Linked DNA regions of Homo sapiens: region 2 is linked to region 1. A link is a contact called in ENCODE Hi-C or POLR2A ChIA-PET data. All regions are on one chromosome and are shown on one strand. Each heading gives the region's core, a stretch centred on a gene start or an enhancer-like site at or near the end of the contact. The rest is flanking DNA. Distances are from core to core; before and after follow the strand shown. Region 1 has its middle 68 kb from the start of RAD23B. Region 2 has its middle 110 kb from the start of RAD23B.

Region 1 (7,222 bases), core at 1,207-3,706:
TCTGAGGTGGAGCCAGAGATTCTGCATTTCGAATAAGCTCCTAGGTGAGGCTGAGGCTGCTCCCCTGAAGACCACACTGGAGCTGAAATATGCACGTGGTCTTCACCAGGCCTCTCTGGGTACACCGGCATCAAGGAGGCAGCCCAGATAGAGCTGTCGAGGTTATCATTTACAGCAGATTTCTCCTTTCGCTGACTGGCTTTGATCAGGGTTCCAATGGATGGCTAGCAAGAGCTAATTACAATCCCAACTAATTCACTGTGTCAGTTGTTATTCATTAACAAATTATGTTCCTGACAAACTGCTCTAGTGTGGTACCCTAAGTACTGTAATTAAAATCTTAGAAAGTTGCCTGTGGGCCTAATTGATTTCCTTAATGTATTACTCAGACTAAACATTCCATTATTTTGTGTCTTGATGTTTATGAAGGGGCGGAACTGCTGCTGCCACCCAGGCGGCAGATAGATCCATCTCTGGGTTAATGGGGGAGCTTTTCTGCTCTTGGGTCCTACTCAGTTCCCCAGCAGCACTGCCCAGGCATTCAAATGACAGTGGCGTTTCTCTCCTCCAGAAGTGTTTACATAGAAAGGGATGGAGGGCAATTGGAATTACGTCTATAATTTGTATTTCCTTCTTGGGTTCCCAAGCTTTCAAAATTTATGATGACTCTTTAGCGTTGCTTCCCGAGGCTGTAATGATCCCATATCCTATAGCTCCCCGTTTACCACTGAGCACCATGAGGCAGAACAGGAGACGGAGCTGGGGTCAGTATCTAAAAATGTCTGTGCTTCGTCCAAAGCCGTGTGTGATGCAGACAAATCCAAGTGTATTTGGCAAATGTGGAATGTTATGAACAGCCAATATGTATACTGCAGTTCACTGAATTGGACTACGTTTATTCATTCATTCATGTATTCAACAGCCTCTGAATAAGCACCTAGCACGGGCCAGGCCCAATGCTAGGTTTAAAACACAAATAGAAAACAATCAAAATAAGCACAAACGTAATAACAGCAAACAGTCATGTATTGTAAGCCAGGCACTGTTCTAAGTGCTTTAAATATATCCACTCCTTTTATTTTTGCTTATTTCCTTTGAAGAAAGTACTCCTATTATCCCTATTTTACAAATAAGAAAACTGAAGCAAAGGGAATTTAAGGAACTTGCCTAAGGTCACACAGCCAGGATTCAGGTCCAAACAGTCTGGCTCTGAGTCCTCGCTTGAACTACTATGCTATACCGCCTCCCTTCAGTATTATAATAATAATAGCTGGTGAGTATTCATGAGTAAATCCTCATGAATAATTTTATACTCACAAACTCACAAAAAACCTAATGAGGGCTAGGCATGGTGGTTCACACCTGTAATCCCAACACTTTGGGAGGCCAAAGCAGGAGGATCGCTTGAGCCTAGCAGTTCGAGACCAGCCTGGGCAATATAGTGAGACTATGTCTCTACCAAAAAAAAAAAACATTAACCAGGCATGGTGACATGGGTCTGTAGTCCAGTTACTTGGGAGCCTGAGGCAGGAGGATTGCTTGAGCCTGGGACATAGAGGCGGCAGTGAGCCGTGATTTCACCACTGCACTCTAGATTGGGCAACAGCGTAAGATCTTGTCTCAAAAAAACAAACAAACAAAGCCTAATGAGATAGGTCTTTATCCCCATTTCACAATTGAGGAAACTGAGGCACAGAAAGGTTGCTGAACTGCCCCCAAAGTCTTGGGTTGTAAGTGGCAGAGTCAGGATTTGATCCCAGGTCTGGAACCTAACATTTCAATCTCCACGCATCCTATGTAGAACTAGCAGAGATCTGAGAAATCAAATAGGGATTTGGGGCCAGCACCATCCAACCAATTTAAATAATCAAACTCCGGGTATCCCTGCCCTAGATCTCCAGCAAATGAAGCTACGGCCCAGGTGGAAAGTGTAGAGCTGGAATGTGAAGCTGTGGGCTGCCCTCCGCCTCTGCATTAGAGTATCTCTTACACAGCCCTAGTTCTCTGAAGTTCCTTCCTGTGCCCTCTGCCCTACTCACCTTCACTCAGCATCCAACACAATGCGGGTGGATCACATGTGTCCAAAGATAAACTTAGCAGGCTCACTATACATTGCATGATATGCTACATACTGTATGTTAAACTAAAATGTGCTTCATTTGGGAACACCCCTTTTTTTATGAGTGTACATCAAAAATGCAAACTATGAAAGGCAAATATTTCTTACGGTTTCGTAATTCTTAACAAAAAAAGAAAAAGAAATGCTAGCTATGAGGTCTTTTGGAAGAATTGGGCTATTTTGTTTGCTAGAATAGGAGACAGGGCTTTTTCAATAGGTTATTTCTCACGCTGCATGGATGCGTTAAGCGAGGGCTCTCACCTTCTAGTGGCTGCCCCAAGAACGATGTGGTTCATTAGTGTGTTCAAGCCCTTTCCTTGGTTCTGGTACTTTACATGAGTCAACACCATTACCCTCTGAGTCATTTCCTGTAACCCTGGTTCACAGGCTTCCACATCACAAGTTGTGTTATTTCTGCTTCTCTTCAACAAGTGCCGTTGCATACACCCAATCCAGGCCCCTCCAAATCACTTTTCTCCTAGATTTCTGCCCCAGGCATCACAAATTCCTTTCCCTCTGGTTTCTGAGAATGATCTTACTATGCACCATCTTTAGTGAGCTCCTTTCAATAGTTTCCACTCGTGGTTAAGCACTTTCTCCCCTCAGCTAAACCAACTGTGTATCCTTCCATTGAAATGTCCCACTAGTAGAACAAACTGGCTTTTCATTCATCACTCTCAACACATGATGTTCTTAAATTGTTTTTTAAAATGCATGTGTGGCCGGGTGCGGTGGCTCATGCCTGTAATCCCAGCACTTTGGGAGGCCGAGGTGGGCAGATCACCTGAGGTCAGGAGTTCGAGACCAGCCTGTCCAACATGGCAAAACCCTGTCTCTACTAAAAATGAAAAAATTAGCCAGGCGTGATGGTGGGTGCCTGTAGTCCCAGCCACTCAGGAGGCTGAGGTAGAAGAATCATTTGAACCTGGGAGGCAGAGGTCGCAGTGAGCCGAGATCACGCCATTGCACTCCAGCCTGGGCAACACAGTGAGACTCTGTCTCAAAAATAAATAAATAAATAAAATTAAAATGCGTGTTTGTGTGTTAGCAGTCAATACCACAAATTTTTATTCATATTACTAAGCAAAAACTAGATTTAAGAAAACTAGATTTAAGTTTAAAATATCGTGTAGATATATTCATCCCAGCAAATTCCATTGTCAATTCTTATGTAGGACTTTGTAGCATTGATGACTTGGCTAATAAAAATGCTGTCGGAAGTTAAGAACTACTTCTGGGCTAGTGCTCCCTTTCAATAAGAGTTCTTAAAAACACTTGACCAAACTAGGGAACTTGGTTATGCATTACAGATTTTTCTCTCTACACAAGCCACCATTTTTAAGCAAAGAAGGAGTCAGTGCAATTGTCAGAAAAGTGTCAACCATTCTCTCCAATTTATTTGATATAAAAAAAATCTGGTTTAGGATATGTATTCAGAATACAGACTATTTGTGAGGCATGATGCTGGTACCTGGTAAAGACAGGATTTCTTTCTTTTTTGTTTGTTTGTTTTTTACTGAAATGGCCATTGGGATGTTGCTCAGAGTTTTTTAGTGTGGGGAGGCTGAGAGGCTCTCAGGCTCTTTGGAATGAACTTATTTTTGGAAAATTACCAAGATTGATCACATAGTTACATAAGTATAAAGCAAGTACCCATTTCTTGTCCTTGGCGACAGCAGTGAAGTCACCATAAATCTGAATGCTGATGGTGCAGATTAAGATGCCAACTCTTTTGGCCAGTGATGTAAGTACGTATCTTTAGCCAGGACCATGCCCTTGAAGAGGGGGAGAAATGTTTTGCCCAAATGTGAATCTAGGGCATTGGTATTTAAGTGGTATTTGAAGAGTAAATGATAACAACCTTGTGGAATGTACTTTCAACAATTTGGGTACTTTCAACTTTTTTTGAAGCACAGTTTTTAAAGACTTTTTAAAAGATATTTTACATTTTACATTGTATTCCAGTAAACACACGCAACAAATATCTTAACAGTAACAAAATTTCATTAAGCAATACTTATCTTTATTATATGTAATGCTTTCTGCTATGTCTATATATTCCTATTTCATTGTTTTTAATGTTGGTCATGTCCCATTTAATTGATACTACAACCTGTTAATGGTTCGTAATTTGTAGTTTGTAAAACACTGAACTATTGTGATTGCTTTATCTGGATCCAGTGGTCAACCACATTCTGTGAAGGGGAGTGGTTAAGAAATGAGTAAGCCTTCCACTGAGCAGAGGAGCACCTTCTCCAGTCTGTGGAGTCCAGGAGGTTTGGGGCCTTAGACTTTAAGGTTTGAGGACCTGTAGTGATGACAGCAAGGTACTATAAAATACTTCAACATAGACAGTGAGATACTACATATGTGCCAGTTAGTTGCAGCTTTAATTAGGAGCGGCCAGGGGTGGTCAGCTGGCACTTTCACCTTGAGTCCGCCCACCAGTGCTTCTGTTGTCTGCATCTCAATCAATAGTCAAAGCTTCACCATTGAATAACTTACACACTGAATATCAAAAATGGGTTTTTATTGGCCGGGTGTGGTGGCTCACACCTGTAATCCCAGCACTTTGGGAGGCCAAGGTGGGCAGATCATGAGGTCAAGAGATCGACACCACCCCGGCCAACACGGTGAAACCCCGTCTCTACTAAAAATACAAAAATTAGCTGGGCGTGGTGGCACGCACCTGTAGTCCCAGCTACTCAGGAGGCTGAGGCAGTAGAATCATTTGAACCCAGGAGGTGGAGGTTGCAGTGAGCCGAGATCACGCTATTGCACTCCAGCCTGGTGACAGAGCGAGACTCTGTCTCAAAAAAAAAAAAAAAAGGAAGGGGGTTATGCAACATCGTGTTCTATTGATTCACTTAACCAATTTCAGAAATGATCTTTTGTTGGTAACATTAGAAGAATTCTTAATGTGTGGACTGGCTAAAATATCTCTACCCCCATCTAATCAGAGTATTAGAATCCAGGGAATCTGGTAGCCTACTACTCTGGGAGACTTGATTGCTAAAAGGCTCTATGTGCAGCCATCGGTGTGTAGCCATCGATGTGGAATATCCTTGCTATCTGATGTTGACTATAAGGGTAACAGAATCCTGCCTCTGAAGTATTGGCTTTTGTCTCCAGTGAACAGAAGTTCACGCGAGGTGTTCATCAGAGCATGTAAAAGGCCAGACAGGGGCTATGACTTCATCAAGCCTCCAGAATAGGTCATATGAGCCATTTTGTGCTCACTTTCTAGTGAATGTGTGTTTAGCAAATGCCTGCTTGTGTAGCAGAATTTGGTCTGAGAATTGCTTTCATTGTAACCCAGTAGTGAGGTTGTGTGGGAATGGCAAACTGTTACCCCCCCCCTCAAACTTTGGGTGGTTTGTGTTATCTTAAAAAAAAATAATAAAACCTAAGAGCTGTGATTATCAAATTGATTATATTCAGTTCATAGGCCCCTTCCTCACTCGCAGATATGTGTGGAGAGTGAAGGATGCTGGAGAAGCAGATAACTTGGGGAATGAATGGTTGATAAACATGCCCAACAGCACAGGTGTGTGGGGCATGGGAACGATCCCTGGATTCCCAGAATTCAATTGTGGAGGAAAACTCAACAGAGGAAGGGTGTTCAAAGGATGGGGGCTCAGGGCCATATTACTCTAGATTGTAAAAGGAAATATGACCTTATTTGGTAGTCAAAGGCTGGTGAGGACTGGAAATCCACAGGTCATATTTGAAATCACAGTCTACAACAAGAAGGCTTTTGTTGGCATTCCACTCCATATAAACATTAACATTTAAGTTATGAAGTAGACTTTCTCAGGGTAATATTGTAGAGGAAAATGTGGAGAGACTCCATGTGTTCCTGAGATGCACCCACTGCTGTGTCCCAGGCCTTTCTGACAAGTCAAACAAAGGGAAAAGCCCTAATGGAATAACCATTGAGGAAGGGGCTATCTGCATTTTGGGACTATTTGGAAGGAAGCTAGTAGAGAAGGCTTGAGAAGTGTCTGGGAGAGATGAAGATGGGAGGAAGAGCTTGAGATCTGTGTTGCCTATCGCTCCCTGGCCCAGCTCCATGAACTAGGTCTGATCTGTCTGGGCCATAGGCAAAATCAAAAGGAGACACTAGGATGTTGCACACCGTGCATTGGGCCTCAGAAACTAAGTATAACACCAAAGGGGAGAGGAAATTTTCTTTTATTGCTGTATGGATCCAACACAGAGAAAATCCAAGAGATTGCAGAGCCATGTAGGAGCTAGAGAGTCAGGGTCTACATCCTGGGTATCACCTGGAGAGTGCAGACTCAGCACAGGCATCAGCATTGTCACCCAAGACATCAGTGACAGTACTGAGGCACAACTGCCGAGGGGCGTTCAGTGGACATTGACCGTGTAAGCCAGAGAGGAAGAACTTAAGATTAGGGTCATGCAGTTCGGAGCAAGAGCCAAGAAATTTTCATCTTTACCCTCAGTGTGCCTCCGTTGTACCTAAATATACAGGTAAGACTTGAGGAAATTTGAATTATATTGGAGAATCTTATTGGAATTATGATGATTTTGGATTTTTCCACAAAAGTAGAGCCCAAGACAAGCGTTTGTGCCAGTAGTTTATCTGGGAAATGATCCAGGAAAGAGAGGATAGGAGGGAACAGCACTGTGAGAGGACATTATCAAGTTGGTCACCGCTTTGTGACTAGGGCTTGACCCCACTAAGACCTTCTGAGGAGCCATGTAGAATATGCCTCATTTATCCGTCATTTATCTATCAGCTCTCATCCCCCATTAGAAAAGGGATGCCCTGTTGGGCTTTAACTCCCCTGCCCTTTCAAGGTACACATGCCTGAGTGGGTTTCCACAGCCATCTCACAGCACAGCATTTGAGAAGTCCCAGGGCAGAAAAATGTGATGCAGATGAAGTGAGGCACTGTCAGAATATATTTGTGCAAAACTAGTTGCTGCAGCAATGACTGGAGTAAAATATACACTGAGAAGCTGTGAAGATGTGAAGTGGTACACACAAGATGTCTGACAGAGTACATCTCCTGCACTGCTCAGCTCCACTCATGCCCTACATTATTAAATCCTGTTCACCAGAGAGCTCAAGGT
Region 2 (6,197 bases), core at 2,701-5,200, 41 kb before region 1:
TATTTGTATTTAAGTTTAACTACAGTCATGTGTCACTTAACAATGACAACACATTATGAGAAATGCATCATTAGGTGATTTTTGTCATTGTGAGACCATCCTAGACTGTACTTAAACCTTGATAGTATAGCCTACTACACACTTAGACTATGCAGTGTAGCCTATCGCTACCAGGATACAAATCTGAGCAGCATATTACTGTACTGAACACTGTGAGCAACTGTAACACAATGGTAAGCATTTGTGCATCTGAACATATCTCAACCTAGAAAGGTACAGTAAAAATACAGTATCATCATCTTATGGAACCACTATCATATATGTGGTCCTTAACTGACGAAAACATCATTATGTGGAGTCTGACTGTCATTTGAATTTTTTTTTTTTTTTTCTGAAACAAGGTCTCGCTCTGTCACCCAGGCTGAAGTGCAGTGGCTTGATCTCGGCTCACTACAACCTCCACCTCCTGGGTTCAAGCAATTCTCCTACCTCAGCCTCCTGAGTAGCTGGGATTACAGGCACCTGCCACCATGCCTGGCTAAGTTTTGTATTTTTAGTAGAGACGAGGTTTCATCATGTTGGCCAGGCTGGTCTCAAACTCCTGACCTCAGGTGATCTGCCCGCCTCAGCCTCCCAAAGTGCTGGGATTACAGGCGTGAGCCACCACGCTTGGCCTTGTAATTTGAATTTAAATGAGCACTTGTGGCTAGTGGCTACAGTGCAGCTCAAGCCTCTCCTTTCTACTACTCCCAGAGGCCACTCCTGTCTCTCCGCAGCACTTGCTATAGCTACATTTTTACACTTGTGTGAGCATTTGATCGTTTATCCCCCTCAGTAGATTGGAAGTTTTCTGTGGGCAGGAAACATGCTAACTTGTTCACCTCTCTATTTTGTTTTTTGTTTTTTTCTTTTTTTCCGGGGGGTGGACTTTAGTCTTTATTTACAGGACACTGCGAGATATAAAATTCCACAAAGAAATAAGAAACCCATTCAGAGGACAAGCTTTATACGGTATTTACAGGTTGGAACTGTTCAAGTATAGTTTCAGTGTAAAAAGTGCTACAATACCAAACCATATTTAAAAAGAGTTCTTTGTAGAGAAACAGTACTTATACAAACATAGTAGAGAAACAAACTTATACCAAACATAGTACACAACAAATTTATGCCTCAGCTATGTGATCTACAAGTTAAAAGTTCCCAGGAGTCCCATCCTGAACTTGGAAGGTATAGCCTTCAGAGGTAGTTTCTGGCACCATGTTTTCATCTTCCTCTTCCTCTACAGAGAAATACTTAATTAAGCTTAACAAAGCCTTATACACACTCATTTTCATGATTTTGGAGAGCTTCAATTTTGTCTAAGCCTCCACATTCTTCAATCATTATACTAAGTTTCTCAGTTTCACCTAGTTTCTCAGCAGCCTGAAAGATACTTGAAATGGCATCCAGGATAACCAGAATAACCTTGGTATCTTTACAGTTAAGAAGTTCATCAATGGTTCTATTATGCCACAATGAATGAGCTACACAATCTGTTCAACTGTTTCGCCACTGGTATAGTTGGTCACGGCCCATACAGCTTCCTTTTGTGTCTTAAGATCTGACTTAGAACATTGGCAAGGAATAGGACTAATCCATGATTCACAACTTGCTGTATCTGGTCCTGACGGCCAGCTGTGATGTTTGACATTGTCCACATAGCTTCCTTCCAAGTGTTAGTTTTGGGGTCGGTGAGCAGGCTGGGAAAGACAGCAAGTGCCTCTGCATCGATCACAACCTGAGTCTGTTCACCTGTACCAGTGACAATATTCCCTATGGCTCTTAGTGCAGGAGTCACAATTGGCAATTCAGAAGCTCCTAGAAGCTTCACAAGTTGGGGCACAACTCCTGTTTCCATGACAATGTCAATTCATTCATTTGGACCATCAGTCAGGTAGGAAATAGCCCAGCAGGCATCTGCTAATAGTTCTGGATCATCATGATGCAGGAGCCGAACTCAGATAGGAAGAATTTCCTCAACAGCATCTAACCGGGGTGCAGGATTCTTGTTGCAGCAAAGATTTGAAAGTGTCCAGGTAAGATTACATAAGTAACCACATGCTAAAGATGACATATCAGGAACTGCAAGAAGAGCCAACAGTGGGTCAACGGCACTGTACTTAGTAATCAAGTCTCGGAAAACTGAGCTATATCACCTGCAATGTTTCCTGGAGCCGATACAACTTGTTCACTGATGTGAGCATGGGGAGATGCCAACAGAGAAATGAATGCTAGGATGGCACCTCCATCTACCACAACCTTGGCTTGTTCTGATTCCCAGAAGCAATGTTAGTGAGCATCCAGGCAGATTCAAACTGAATGGGACTACAATCAGTTCTGCCTAAGAAAGACACAAATTTTGGAATCAAACCAGCCCAGATTAAGTTGTCTTTGTGGGGCGGGGGGTGGTGGGGGGCGGGGGCGGGGCTGTTTTCCTCTAGAAAGTAGTTTCCTGGCAGCTTGAGTAGCTTGGAGCTAACTTTCCACATTGTTGCTATTTATGCCTTTGACAATGTCATCAACACACTAATTTACAGTGCCCTGATTGTTGTGGTTTTTCTGCAGCGGACAAGTAGCATCATCAGGAAATGAGCTTACATTTCTCCTCTTCAGCATCTGGTCATTCTTAGCTTTCCCCAGCTCCACATTGACTTCTATTCTGTGACACCTCATTTCTGTACTGTCTTTTCCCTTGTTCTTGAATCTGTTAAGTCGGGCAGCTGGCTTCACCTTTCTATTTCAGATGCCTAGTACAGGGCCTAGTACTAGATAGGTTCTCAGTATACATGTGTGAAATGAAAGCATAGCCAAAGGATGAATGGCAAGCCAGGGAGTATGTTAGTGAGAGTTCTCCAGAGAAACAGAAGAAATGGGATATTTTACATATACATATATGCACATAATATACGTATTTTATATATACTATACATATTTATATATATTACACACACACACACACACAAAGGGATTTATTTTAAGGAATTGGCCATGTGATTGTAGAGGCCGAGAAACCTCCAGATCTGCGGGGTGAGTTACCAAACTAGCAATGCGAGAGAGCTGATGGTGAGCTTCTAGGGGGAAGACTGACAGGCTTGGGACCCAGACAGAGCCATTGTGCAGTTTGAAGAAAGTACTTAGGTAGGAAGAAGTCTCTTTTACTTGGAGGAAGGAGAGCCTTTTGTTCTATTCAGGCCTTCAACTGATTGGATGAGGTCCATCCACATTAGGGAGGGCCACATCTGCTTGACTGAGTCTACAGATTTAAATGCTAATCTCATCCAAAAACACACTCTGAATAATGCTTGACAAAAGCACCCTGAATAATGTTTGACCAAATATCTGGGCACACCACGGCCCAGACAAGTTGACACAAAACTGACCATCACAGGGGGTGACAATTTTTCTTGCTGAGTTTGTGTTTAGGTAAAACTTTACTATAATTAGGCAAATAGTTTAAAGTTTTTTTTTCAAAGGACTTAGGGACCCTAAATTTGGGTGGGCTTAGCCCTGATCTCTTTCCCTGAAAGAGACAGGAAGGAGCAAAGAAACAGTGTAAATCTATCAACCCTGGTTCAGCCCGTGGTGTTCCTCATGGGACACTGAATTCCACAGTGGCTGCTGGGGTGATGGGCTGCCATGACCTACTCAGGTATAAAGTGGGAGTGAGAAGATCACCAGGGGCTGGGGACCATGTCCTTAAAATTCTGGACCATGAAACTCTTGGTCCCTGGTCATTTCTAGATATGGTCATTGCTAACCCTCAAATTGTTGTTTTGCATAAAAGCGAATGTGTTTTCATAAACAAGAGGGTTTGCTATTTCAAAAACTCAAAGACTCTGCCCTTCTAGCTCAGAAAGCTACCATCCTAAGTCCACCTCTGATGCTCATGCTCTTTATGCATGAGACCAAAGGACTGTGGCACACTCCTGCCACCTGGTGGCAACATATGAAAAGTCATGCAAAGGCTTAACCCTGAGGTTCTGATTTGGCCAAAACACAAGACAGAAAGAGCATGCTTGGAGACTTGCATTAGTGCAACAAAATTATAAGTTAATAGGACCATAAACCTGGAAAGAAAAGTAGTGATTACTGAGTTCAACTATCTCAGTTTCCAGATGAGGAAACTAAGGTTTAAAAATACTTTGTGACTCACTTAAAGATATTTCAGAGCCATGGCCTCATCTTCTCCCATCAAGTGCAATTTCTCCTTTAATCCACCTCTTTAAAAAATTTCCATACTTAGGGCAACTGAAGGCTTGATTAATTGGCAGAATGGTGAGCAATTAAATACAATTGTAAAATAAACCAAAGGGACTAATTTCTATTACGACTCCTGTTTTGTAATGAGCAAAGGTCTTTGTACATACACTTGCTCAGAAGTGACAGTTCTGCCAGAGATGGTTTGCAATGAACTTGCTCTTTCAGTTTGAACAGAGATAGACGTGCATCAGCAAAACCAAGTAAGTGATCACTCCTCTCTATAGGAATAGGATATCACCTTTTCATTTTCATGGATCAAATATGGACTAAATGTTGCTATGTTTTGCTAGCCGCTGTGCTAAGTGCTGGGAATACAATGAGGAGAAAACCAGAAGAGGTTTTTGCTTTCATGGAGCTCACAGTCTGATAGGGAAGACAGATGAGTTAAAATGCAACTACAGTTATGCATCACATAAGGACATTTGAGTCAGTGAGGGACTACGTATACAACAATGGTCCCATAAGATGATAATGGAGCTGAAAAAATCCTATCTAGTGATGGCATAGCTGTTGTAATGTCATTACACAAACGTTTGTGGTGATGTTGCTGTAAACAAATCTACCGTGCTGCCAGTCATATAAAAATGTACAGTAGCCGGGCGCCCTGGCTCACGCCTATAATCCCAGCACATTGGGAGGCCAAGGTGGGTGGATCCCTTGAGGCCAGAAGTTCGAGACCAGCCTGGCCAACATGGTGAAACCCCATCTCTACTAAAAATACAAAAATTTTCCAGGAGTGGTGGTGTACACCTGTAGTCCCGGCTACTCAGGAGGCTGAGGCACAAGAATCGCTTGAACCCGAGGGGGCAAAAATTGCAGTGAGCCGAGATTGTGCCACTGCACCGCAGCCTGGGCAACAGAGTGAGACTCTGTCTCAATAACAACAACAACAAAAGTATGGTAATATCCTAGGCTTTCACACTCACTCACCACTGACTCACCCAGAGTTGCAACTTCCAGTCCTGCAAACTTTATTTGTGGTAAGTTCCCTATACAGCTATACCATTTTTTATTTTTTATACCACATTTTTACTATACCTTTTCTATGCTTAGATAAGTTAGATGCATACATACTTACCATTGTGTTACAGTTACCTACAGTGTTCAGTACAGTAACATGCTATACAGGTTTGCAGCCTAGGAGCACTAGGCTAAACCATGTAGCCTAGGTGTATAGTAGGCTGTATCGTCTAGGTTTGTGTAAGTACACTCTAGGAAGTTTGCACAACAATGAAATCACATAATGACACATTTCTCAGAACGTGTCCCTGTGGTAAAACTATGCATGACTGTGCTGTGCAAGGTGGTAATGAAAACACTGTATGTGGGACTAGGGATAAGAGTTGAGCTAGGACTGGAGAAGACAGCTGTCAACAGAAACAGAATCAACCATAGTCCCTGGTACTAGACAGGGAGCAGTGTCTGATGGAGCCAAATTCCAAATGTGGTTGATTGTTCAGAAGTGACAATTCTGCCAGAGATGGTTTGCAATGAACTTGCACTTTCAATTTGAAACAGAGATGGATGTGCATCAGCAAAATCAAGGAAGTGATCACTCCTCTCTACAGGAATAGGATATCACCTTTTCATTTTCATGGGCCCAATATGGACTAAATATTGCTATGTTTTGCTAGCTGCTGTGTAAGGTGCTGGTGCAGACCAGCCAAGTATACAATGGCTGCACTGCCAGACTGGAGAGTCCAGTGGGAGTTGGCATCAAGAAGACCCATACAGCCCATTAGGCTGCTTGGCTATGGGGGGCTGGCCCCTGGCATGCCACGTGCTGGGTGTGGTAGTCACCAGAAATAGACAGAGGGGCAGAAGGAGGCAGTAGCAGAGGCTGGACCGCTGAGTCCCTGCTTGGGAAGCCCCACAGCCTGGCTGAGGAAGACAGTGTT

The links. Hi-C counts contacts between places; a loop is a spot of excess contacts on that map. ChIA-PET counts read pairs that join two places held with the same protein, here RNA polymerase II (POLR2A). Pooled maps may share reads with other maps.
Region 2: a map of natural killer cell shows a loop between it and region 1 (10-fold over the local background). The contact joins two enhancer-like sites. A Hi-C loop is called at or near these places in 2 of 168 maps with a recorded cell type or tissue (GM12878 and natural killer cell), 8 of 37 single-sample maps with no recorded cell type and 15 of 50 pooled maps. POLR2A ChIA-PET finds 5 or more read pairs at or near these places in 2 of 52 experiments (GM12878 and RWPE1).

The regions. Positions count from the first base shown.
Region 1 is chr9:107,211,240-107,218,461 of GRCh38, forward strand. No RefSeq gene overlaps it. Among named protein-coding and RNA genes, the nearest start is that of RAD23B, 68 kb to the right of the region's middle. Within about 2 kb of position 2,457, at least 7 of the 41 ENCODE cell types and tissues checked have a DNase peak (open chromatin) inside an H3K27ac peak, as active enhancers do.
Region 2 is chr9:107,168,386-107,174,582 of GRCh38, forward strand. It overlaps the pseudogene LOC644661. Among named protein-coding and RNA genes, the nearest start is that of RAD23B, 110 kb to the right of the region's middle. Within about 2 kb of position 3,951, at least 2 of the 41 ENCODE cell types and tissues checked have a DNase peak (open chromatin) inside an H3K27ac peak, as active enhancers do.